2 separate regions of the Mus musculus genome follow, and region 1 is linked to region 2. The links are chromatin contacts, found by POLR2A ChIA-PET in ENCODE. All regions are on one chromosome and are shown on one strand. The core of a region is the stretch at or near the end of the contact, and the rest is flanking DNA. Distances in the headings are between cores, read along the strand shown.

What was found. ChIA-PET counts read pairs that join two places held with the same protein, here RNA polymerase II (POLR2A).
Region 1: POLR2A ChIA-PET joins it to region 2 with 11 read pairs in embryonic stem cell. The contact joins the enhancer-like site here to the promoter of Zc3h6 in region 2. POLR2A ChIA-PET finds 5 or more read pairs at or near these places in 2 of 5 experiments (Patski and embryonic stem cell).

Annotation. Positions count from the first base shown.
Region 1 is chr2:129,242,907-129,247,144 of GRCm38, forward strand. No RefSeq gene overlaps it. Among named protein-coding and RNA genes, the nearest start is that of A730036I17Rik, 26 kb to the left of the region's middle. Within about 2 kb of position 1,930, at least 1 of the 3 ENCODE cell types and tissues checked has a DNase peak (open chromatin) inside an H3K27ac peak, as active enhancers do.
Region 2 is chr2:128,964,640-128,969,399 of GRCm38, forward strand. Zc3h6 (zinc finger CCCH type containing 6) reads left to right here and starts at 2,763. Exons shown (of 12, transcript NM_178404.3): 1 at 2,763-3,197. The coding sequence starts at 3,166.

The DNA of each region.
Region 1 (4,238 bases), core at 680-3,179, 280 kb after region 2:
AAAAACAATAACCAAAAAACCCTACACGCCCCATCACAAGGAAATATTGCATACATCACTCTGTATGGTAGACATTTGAAGTCATTAAAAGTCAAGTTACTGAGCTGGGGAGATGGCCTGTTGTGCCATACAAGTGTGGGCCTGCACTTAGCACCCCAGGACCCCTATAGGGAAGGAAGCCAGGTATCGTAGTACATGTTAGTAATGCCGGTGCTCCTGTGGGGAAATGGGAGGCATGTGTATATGTCTTGAGTCACACGAGCACAGGAACTTGCACATATGCACACCTATCACATGCCCTCCCCTCACACACAAATGAAATAGCTAGCTGTGTAATGACACAGGGCAGATGTTTCCATAACCATGAGAGATAACCATGACAAGGAGCTACAGACATGTGCCAGGCTGAACTTATGTAGCAGGTTAGGGGCCATGCAAGCTCATAGTTTTCTTGTTTTTTTAAAACTTACATTATGTGAGCAAGTATTTCACCTCGGTTATCAGGTACATACATAAGTATAAAAAAGACCAGGGGATTTCTGCCAGGCATGGTGATGCACACCTATACTCCCAGCTTTTGGGAAACAGAGATAGGCAGATCTCCATGGGTCTTAGCCAGCCTGATCTACATAGGTCAACTAGGGCTATGTAGTTAGACTCTATCTCAAAACCAAACAAAACTTGAAAACAATCAATCAACAACAACGGGGGGGGGGGGGGGGGTGAGAGGTGGGGAAACCAACCAACCAACCAACCAACCACCAAACAAACAAAACAAGACAAGGAAAAACAAGCCCAACCTTCCGGTTTTCGGGCTAACCTGTTTGTCTCTGCATTTACAAAGTTTTGCAATTGTCCTGCTATGAGTGTGTAGTACTTCAGTCATCACAAACAAGCAATTGCCATTTAAAAGTCTTGAGCGGTCACTTCTAGGCCTGTGCCTCCCGGCTGGGCCACCCAGGGGCCTTAACTGGGCCTCCTGGTCTAAGAATAAGCTTGTGTGTTTAATTAGGTCACTCTCCCGCCGACCTAGAATCTCTCTCTTCTCAGGGCTTAGTGTGGGCTGCCAGAACCCGGAGGAGCCCTTGCAGGTCCTTTGAGGCTGTGACAGGCAGGCGCCACTGTGGTGCTGCCTGCCTGTAGCTTCCTGTGAATTTGAGAAACTTGTCAACTGTCCCCGGGCGGGGCTGTCACCCTCTTGCCTCTCTAGCACATCCTCTTTAAAAATTAATTTAGCCTGCTTTGTTGAAGAGAGAGTGAAGGCGGATGAAGTCAACATCAAAACCACACGGGACCGAGAATAATTCACTAATTCATAGTCCCGAGGTGGCAGGCAACTATTGTTAATTGTTCCTGCTCCCTTCCTGGTGTGTCCTGTGTCACATACATTCAGACCTTGGCATCTGAGTAGTTGGAAGAGGCGACTTCTCAGAAGTTGCTCTGCCTGGGCACCAAAAAAAAAAAAAGAAAAAAAGAAAAAAAAAAACCTCCTGGAGGAAACATTCGGTGGGGTGAGGGAGCAGCATGGCCAGGGGTTCCCGACACAGGGCCTTGTGTGTTGAAAGCAGGGATGCTTCTTATTCCGTTTCTCTAAAATCATCATTCCGTGTGCCACTGTAATAGTGTGGGACATGGTGTGTGTACACATGTGTCCATAAGGAGACTGCGCACACGCACAAGCTGTGTGTGTGTGTCTGCTGGGCACTGTGCATGTGAGTGCAGGTGCCCGAGGAAGCCAGAAGAGGGCGTTGGATTCCCCCGAAGCTGGCGTTACAGGCGGTGAGCCACCCACTACAGGTACTGAATACTGAACTCCTTCCTGCCCTGGGCTCCTCTGGAAGAGCAGTACATATTGTTAACCACTGAGCCGTCTCTCCGGCACCTCTTGTAACACTTCTGTTTGGAAGTCCTTCTTTTAGCCTCTTGGCTGCTCTCTAAGAGTCCTGGTTCTCTTTCTTGGCGGAGGCTCCAGCAAGGGAAGCTTTTCCACGGAGCTGCGTCCCTTGACCCCTTACCCCGCCCAGAGTCCCACTGCTACCAATGACATCTGAGACTTCCACTTGGCTGCTCTGCAGGGTTCGTCCCTGCTCTGGGGCTCGGCTCAGCATTTCTCCAGTTCTTCTCCTGGCTTCCTGCCTGATCCCCCAGAGCTTCCTCTGTGGGCTTCTGCTTTGACTCCACGCCTCCCCGTTAATCCCAGGCTTCTCCATCCTCAGCTCTCGGACCTCCTCTCTTCATTTCACTCCAGCCATCTTCCTGTTGCTGAGTCTAGCTGTCAAGGACGCGGATACAAGATCCCTTAGTTCAGCGGCAAGCTCTGACCGGCCGCCATCTATCTACATTAGTTGGTTTTTTTTTTTTTTTTTAATTAAAGATTTATTTATTTATTTATTTTATATATGTGAGTGCACTGTTTCTGTCTTCAGACACACTAGAAGGATCCCATTACAGATGTTTGTGAGCTGCTATGTGGTTGCTGGGAACTGAACCCAGGACCTCTGGTAGAGCAGAACTGCTGAGCCATCTCTTCAGCCCGAGGTTTTTTTTTGTTTTGTTTTGTTTTGTTTGTTTATTTGTTTTTCCTTTCTATATTCGCGTAGTGGGTGAGTATTCATCCATCCATTGACTACAGTGGCTGTTGTTCTGGGTCCCGCCAAGGGTATGATTGCATACATACAGTAAATCATATTACTCTCACACTTAGAAAACATGGGCTTCTGAGGCATGTCTGGCAGCTGTGTTTCAGATTAGGGATGACAGACCAGCAACTCCCACATCTGTCCTGACCTGAGTCTTCCCAGTTTATGAGTAGTACTACAGCTAACTCTCACCTTTCAACACTCAAAGTAGAAGAGCCGCTGAGCGAGACTGCAGGAGCCTGCCTGATGAGGCCCCTGGATGGGCAGCCAGCCAGGAACTAATTTGACTAATCAGGACGTGGAGAGTCCAGAGCAGGAAGTGTCTGGAATGCTAGAGAAGGTGAGCAGGTGACAGAACACCCCAGCCACCCCACCCCACCCAGTGACACTGAAATAGCTAGCTAGCTCCTCGTGAGTAGGTAGCACCTGTCTAGAAGAGAGAATCTTATTTTTAAGTAGTTGGGCGTACTACCTAGATTAGTCCTTTTGCACAAGGGGGTGGGGTGGGCACAGCGAGGGGTCTATGGGGGGGGTTGTCGGTGTATTCGAATGTTGATTTCCATATCTGGAGATCAGGATGTCAAGGGATTTTAGTATTGTCATTATTATGAAGCATTTTCTGACTATTGTTTTGTAAAACATTGTTCTTCTCCACCTCTGATTGCTTAATAGAGAGCCAATCATCCTATAGCTGGGGGGGGGGGGGAGTTAAGGTGGGGCTTCTGATTTCAGTGAGGGGTCCTGGGTAGAGAATGGCCAGGGGAGGTGGCCAGGAGAGAATCAATATAAGGACATGGGTGGAGCAGGACCTGCCAGGGCAAAACTAAGATGGCAGGCACGGGGCACATGGCTGGCAGCATAGCCAGGTTGAAATAGATGAGTATCTGTCCAGGTGTGATGCTTTAAGATTATTAATAAATATATCAGGTCTCCATGTCATTATTCAGATACAAGGAAGGATGTAAAAAGCCCTGGCCTTTTACAGGGGCTGCTTCTCCAGAAGTCAGAGACTCACAGTAAATTACCACTTCTGCCCCAGGGGGCAGAATAGGGAGGTCACACCCATGCATTCCCGCCTGGTGCAGCGTTGGCCCTGGAAAACCTTTCAGTTCACTACCAGGGCAGTGGTAGACAGCCTTCATGGACTGTGGACAGAAGGATGACGGGTAATGCTGTGATTCAGTTTTGACTCAGCTCCTAGCCCAGGCTGGGCATGAGGCGAATGCTCCACGATTCTGTCTCACTACAGTGACCTCTGTGTAGGACTTGACGTTTCCATGTCCTCCGAGTTTCTCTGCTCTAGCCTGTGTTTGTCTGACTTGGGTCCCAACCTGTGTATCTCTATATTCACTCCCGGCCCCCCCCAACCCCCCAGTTGCTTTGTGTTGTGTTTGTGAGGTTCTGGAAATCACACCCAGGACCGTACACACCCTTAAGGTTTCTACCATAGGACCGCGTCTTCAGCCTGGTTCCCAGGTCTTGAAGGTTGCAGTGAGGAAAGTTGTGGGTGCTTGTTGAGGAGGTCCCCTTGCTCGGGCGCTCAAATTATCCCCTGTCTAGATCTCAGTAGAACTGATGCCCACACCCCTCTCCCCCTGG
Region 2 (4,760 bases), core at 1,513-4,012:
CAACCCTGTGTGTTTAACATTCCTGCTTTCCCTAGTGCTTATCTGAGAGCTCAAAGACCTCTGTGGTTCCCACACACTAGTACTGGAAATCTCAGTGAGTGTAGAATGAGAACCTAGAATCCAAGGATTAGACTGGGAAAACAAACAAACACCCCAAACCCTTGTGTTGGGAGTTTAGCTCTTGTTAGAGCATGGGTTGAATATGTGTAGGATTCTGGAAATGTTTCCTATTCCAAACTATAAGTTAAAACAGTGTATTATTATAGCTTGTTACACAGCAATGAAAGCAGAAGTATCCGATTGTGAGGAGTCTATCAAAGGTGTAAGGTATCTATAGGGAAAGTCATAAAGTTCTATTACGATATCAGTTCCGGGGCTGCTGAGAACCCGAGTGCTGCCTGCCACCAAGCTCTGAATGTCTTGAGGTCAATCACCCAGAAGGGTGGCTGCCTCTGCCTGGGTGAGAAAATGGCGGGAGGAGAGAATGGCCTCCTGCAAGCTGTCCTTGTACTTCCACACAGCTGCCCCAACATACACAGAACGAGTGGCTATTATATACTCAGAATATTAAATATAAAAGAGTGCAACTCTCAGTTTTAAGTACAGGGATGGCTTTAAAAAATATCAATGAGCTCTGGTCACAGAATTTAGTAATCTCAGAGGTGAATTAAATTCTAAAGTCTACAAGCGATTTCTTTTAAAGAGGAAAGGGCTGAGCAGATTCCAGGTTATCTTCTATTTTGAGGTCAACAGAGGGTAACAAATGGCGAGGAAATACTCTTTGCGGATGATGGAAATGTTGTAGGTCTGAAAGGAAAGGTATCCTCGCAGTTGGGAGGCACAAAGTCACACAGTACAACAAACCTCACACAAGGGATTTATTGGGAGAGAAAACCGCAGGACTGCTGCCTCTGCTCAGGTGAGAAAACAGCCCCTGACTGAGCTGAAGGCAGGCCTTCCATAGGATTTCTTAGGGGGCGGAGCTGTCCAGTTTTCCAGGCTGAGGACTGTTGGGATTTCAAGTCCAGAGTTTGGTATTTTCAGGGATTGGTGAATTTTTCTGCTCAGGGATTTGTTGGTTTTCATGCTCAGGAACTGGTTTCTGTGACAAGCCAGGGACTAATGAGACTTCCTTTTCAGGGGGTGGCGGGATTTTTTTTTTTTTTCTTGTAGGGCACTTTCTTGGCCACTTTCATAGCTCAGGTTGCGAATGAATGACTGCAGTAGCCCTTAGAAGATGACCTTTAGGGCTGTTAGGGAAGTCTGGGTGCGGGGCCTGACTGCTTTGTGTTCAGCCAGCTGAGAGCTGTGGCTTTCCTGCCTTGAGGGTTTATAAAGTATATAAAGTTTACAAATAGAGTACACCACAGGGAATCCTTTCCTTGTGGCTTGAGTTGGCCTAGATAGCCAACAATTGGACCTTCCAAGTGTGTCAGTATGTTAATTTTGTCTGGAGGCAACATTTCAAAAGTTGTTTTTCTGAGTAAGCTAATGCCCAGAATTTATTTTGGTGTGCGTTTAAACTTCCAAACGAATTTGAAAACAGCAATACTCAAATGTGTACCAGTTCAAAGATTTTCTTTTTATTAAAAAAAAAAATCAAATTCAAATCCTAAATCATTATTTTAATGTCTAAGCAGAAAATGCAGTTGTGAAGAGCAGCTGTTACACCTCAAAAGCCTTTCACTGTTCCTAGTAAAACGATTAAATGAAGAGGCTTTACATTTTAGTTCCAAAAACTAATAATATTGCTTCTCTAGTTAAAACAGATGTGCCTTTTGAAAGTTTCCTATAATGGGCCGTGAAGATCTGTCAGGGTTCAAGTCTTGTCAATAGCTGCATTCAACTAAATAACTTTTTTTCTCTTTTCACATTTATCTAATCGCAATTGCTCTTTGAATGCACGTTATTTACACATCAAAGACAAAAGACGTCGTGTATTTAGAAATATTGGACATTTAAGCTTATCATTTTAATAAAAAAAATTAACTTTCCTTCAGAACTAAGTATACATTACTCATCATTTCAAGACTATTTCTGAAGGATATGGAAATACGTCTGAAGGCCATGGACATACGAAGAAATGAAGTCTTGTTCTTATGAAATACTCGAATGAATTCCACATCTAAACCGCTAACAGACACAAGATCATGTTTTAATTACCTCAATAGCTATTTTTAATCGTCAAGTAAGGACTGGGTGAATTTAGTATCAGAAAAAGTTGCATGGCAGGCAGTCTTCCTTACACTACGGAGACATAACAGCTACAAGTTTAAGGGCTTAAGGATGATTCCGAGTTCTTTCGGCAACAAAGAAAGCTTTTCTTTCTTTCTTTCTTTTTAACAAAGAAAACCGCCAGTCCTGGGTTCCTTTCTTTGTCGCGCAGTTAACGGTGGCGGGGTGGAGGGGGACAGTGTGATGAGTCCGGAACTCCAAAGCCTTAGACGACGAGTCTCGCAGGAACATCGAGAAATGGGCACAGAGGACCTGGTGGACACAGCAGGCCTGGCGGGGTGACCTGCCCCGCCCGATATAACTCCACGCGCCACCGAACCGCATCCCTGGCCTCACACCCATCAGATTGCTGCCTCCGCTGCCGCAGCGAGCGTATTAAAGGCCCGCCCCTGGAAGTGATTGACGGGCAGTTTCCTCCAATGGCTAGTGCGCTCGGCACCGGCGGGCTGGGAGAGGGCCGCGGCTCGCGGAGGAATTCCACTTGCCCTTTAGTCCCGGGCAAGGTGTTGCGGCCGGCGCCATTTTCTGAGCCGCCTGTTTCGGGTGCCGCCATGTTGGTGAGGAGAAATCACCGTTACGGCCACTGTCCAAATCCCCGCGTCGCTGCACGCCGCCCGCCGGCTCCCACGCCTCAGCCTCCGGCGGCGAATACAGACTAGAGCGGCAGCGCCGGCAGCGCGGGGCCGTTGCCCAGTCTTTGCAGTTAGAGCCCCATCTCTCTGGCGTTGGTTGTTAATAGACTGGAAAGTCTGTGTCTGTGTCGCTCACTAGTAACCGTGAGTTTTTACCACTTCGTCACCTGTCGGCGGCGGCCGGGGACAGGGTTGCCCGCAGGCGGCGCAGGGGTCCTCCCCGCGCCCCGCTGCCGCCGCCACCGCCGCCGCCGGCCTCCAGACCTGCCCTCCAGCCCCGCCCCGTTCTTGACCAAACATGACAGACTCTGAACATGCAGGGCACGACAGGTCGGGAACCCTTCTTGTCTGTCTTTCTGTCGGATGAGAGGAGGGGTCGGGGCGGCGGGAGCGGGCCGGGGCCGGGCGCCTCCTGCATGACTTAGACGTCTCTGTGTGGCTCCATCGGTTCCGTGACGCGCACCTTCGTCCACCGCCGCTGCCTGCCGGCCGCCGCGGGGGAGGCCGAAGCGGCCGCGCCCGCCTCCCGGAGCCGGGGTCGCCGTCGCTCTCGCCGCCCCGCCCCCGCCGGGCACGTGCGAGCCCCCCGCCCCTGGCCCGGCTCAGTCGTCGGCGCCACGCGGGCGGCGGCGCGGCTGCGGCCGCTGCCCGCCAGGCCAGTGACCGGCGTTGGCAGCCCCGTTGGAACCGGCCCCAAAAGCTCAGTAGTAGGCCTAGTGGATGTTTGCCTCCGACCCGAGTCTACCTCTGAAAATAAACATGTTTAGTTTTTTTTTTTTTTTTTTTTTTTTTTTTTTTGGAGGGGGTTGGGGAGTCTCTTTCCCTCCCATCCCCCACTCCCAGGCCATGTGTCTGCCGCAGTCCTATAACCTCCAGGAAAGTGAAATGGCAGTTTTTCATATTAAATACGTTAACACAAGTAGACTGCAGAGTTTTAGCTTTACCTGATTTCCTAGGTGCTAAATAAATATTTGACTATTTAGCTGAGATTCTCATTTTCCAGTTTTAGTTTTGTTGTGCTCTGAGAGGCACATTCTTAGCACCATTCAAAGGTTTGGTGGCATTTACAGAATATACTCTTGACATTGATAAACAAATTTTTAAAGGTGTCAGAGGAGGACTTTTATTAAAACTCCTGGTGCCAAATCTCATTCAGCTGATTCCTACTTAGAATATTGACTTGAAAGTGGACATCCTCACATTGCTTTGTGAATAGTCTCAGATACATTGTGTTCTAGTGTGGCCCATAAGACTTAAGAATTCCTGATAAATATCATATGCTTTTGATAAAGCATTACACTCACCTTCCTTCCCTAAATACAAAGGAAGCAAAACAAAACAACAACAACAAAAACCAACAAAAATCATTGAAATTTTAAATGCCAAAATATATGGCAACCTTGAAAGGGATTTAAAAAAATCCTAAGAACTTCACTAATGTAATGATAATTCTCTAGAAAGACATCAATGAAGCATGTAGCAAGGTTTAGATAGTAAAAAGTGCTCTTACATAAGTGCAGAAGCTTGCACTGGACATTTTTAATGATTTTTTAAAAAAGATGATACCTTTGTAGTTTCAGTGCTGTCAAATGGACCTAAGGACTCTTGTGTGATAGGCAAGTACTCTAACACTTGGCTACACTCATAGCCCAATATTGCCCTATTAAAAAAAGTTTAAAAGTGAAGGTCCTAGAATTAACTAATAATGTTGAGAAGTCTATTGATAAGCCAGTGACTTGATGTACTTAAAATTCATTAATATGAAAGGAAATCTCATGTTAGTGGATAGTGTAACTTGAATATGTAGAAATATGTATTTTACATAATAAAACGTGTCACCAAGTTTAGAAATCAAAATAATGCTTCTACAGAACAATGACACCATGGTTTTCT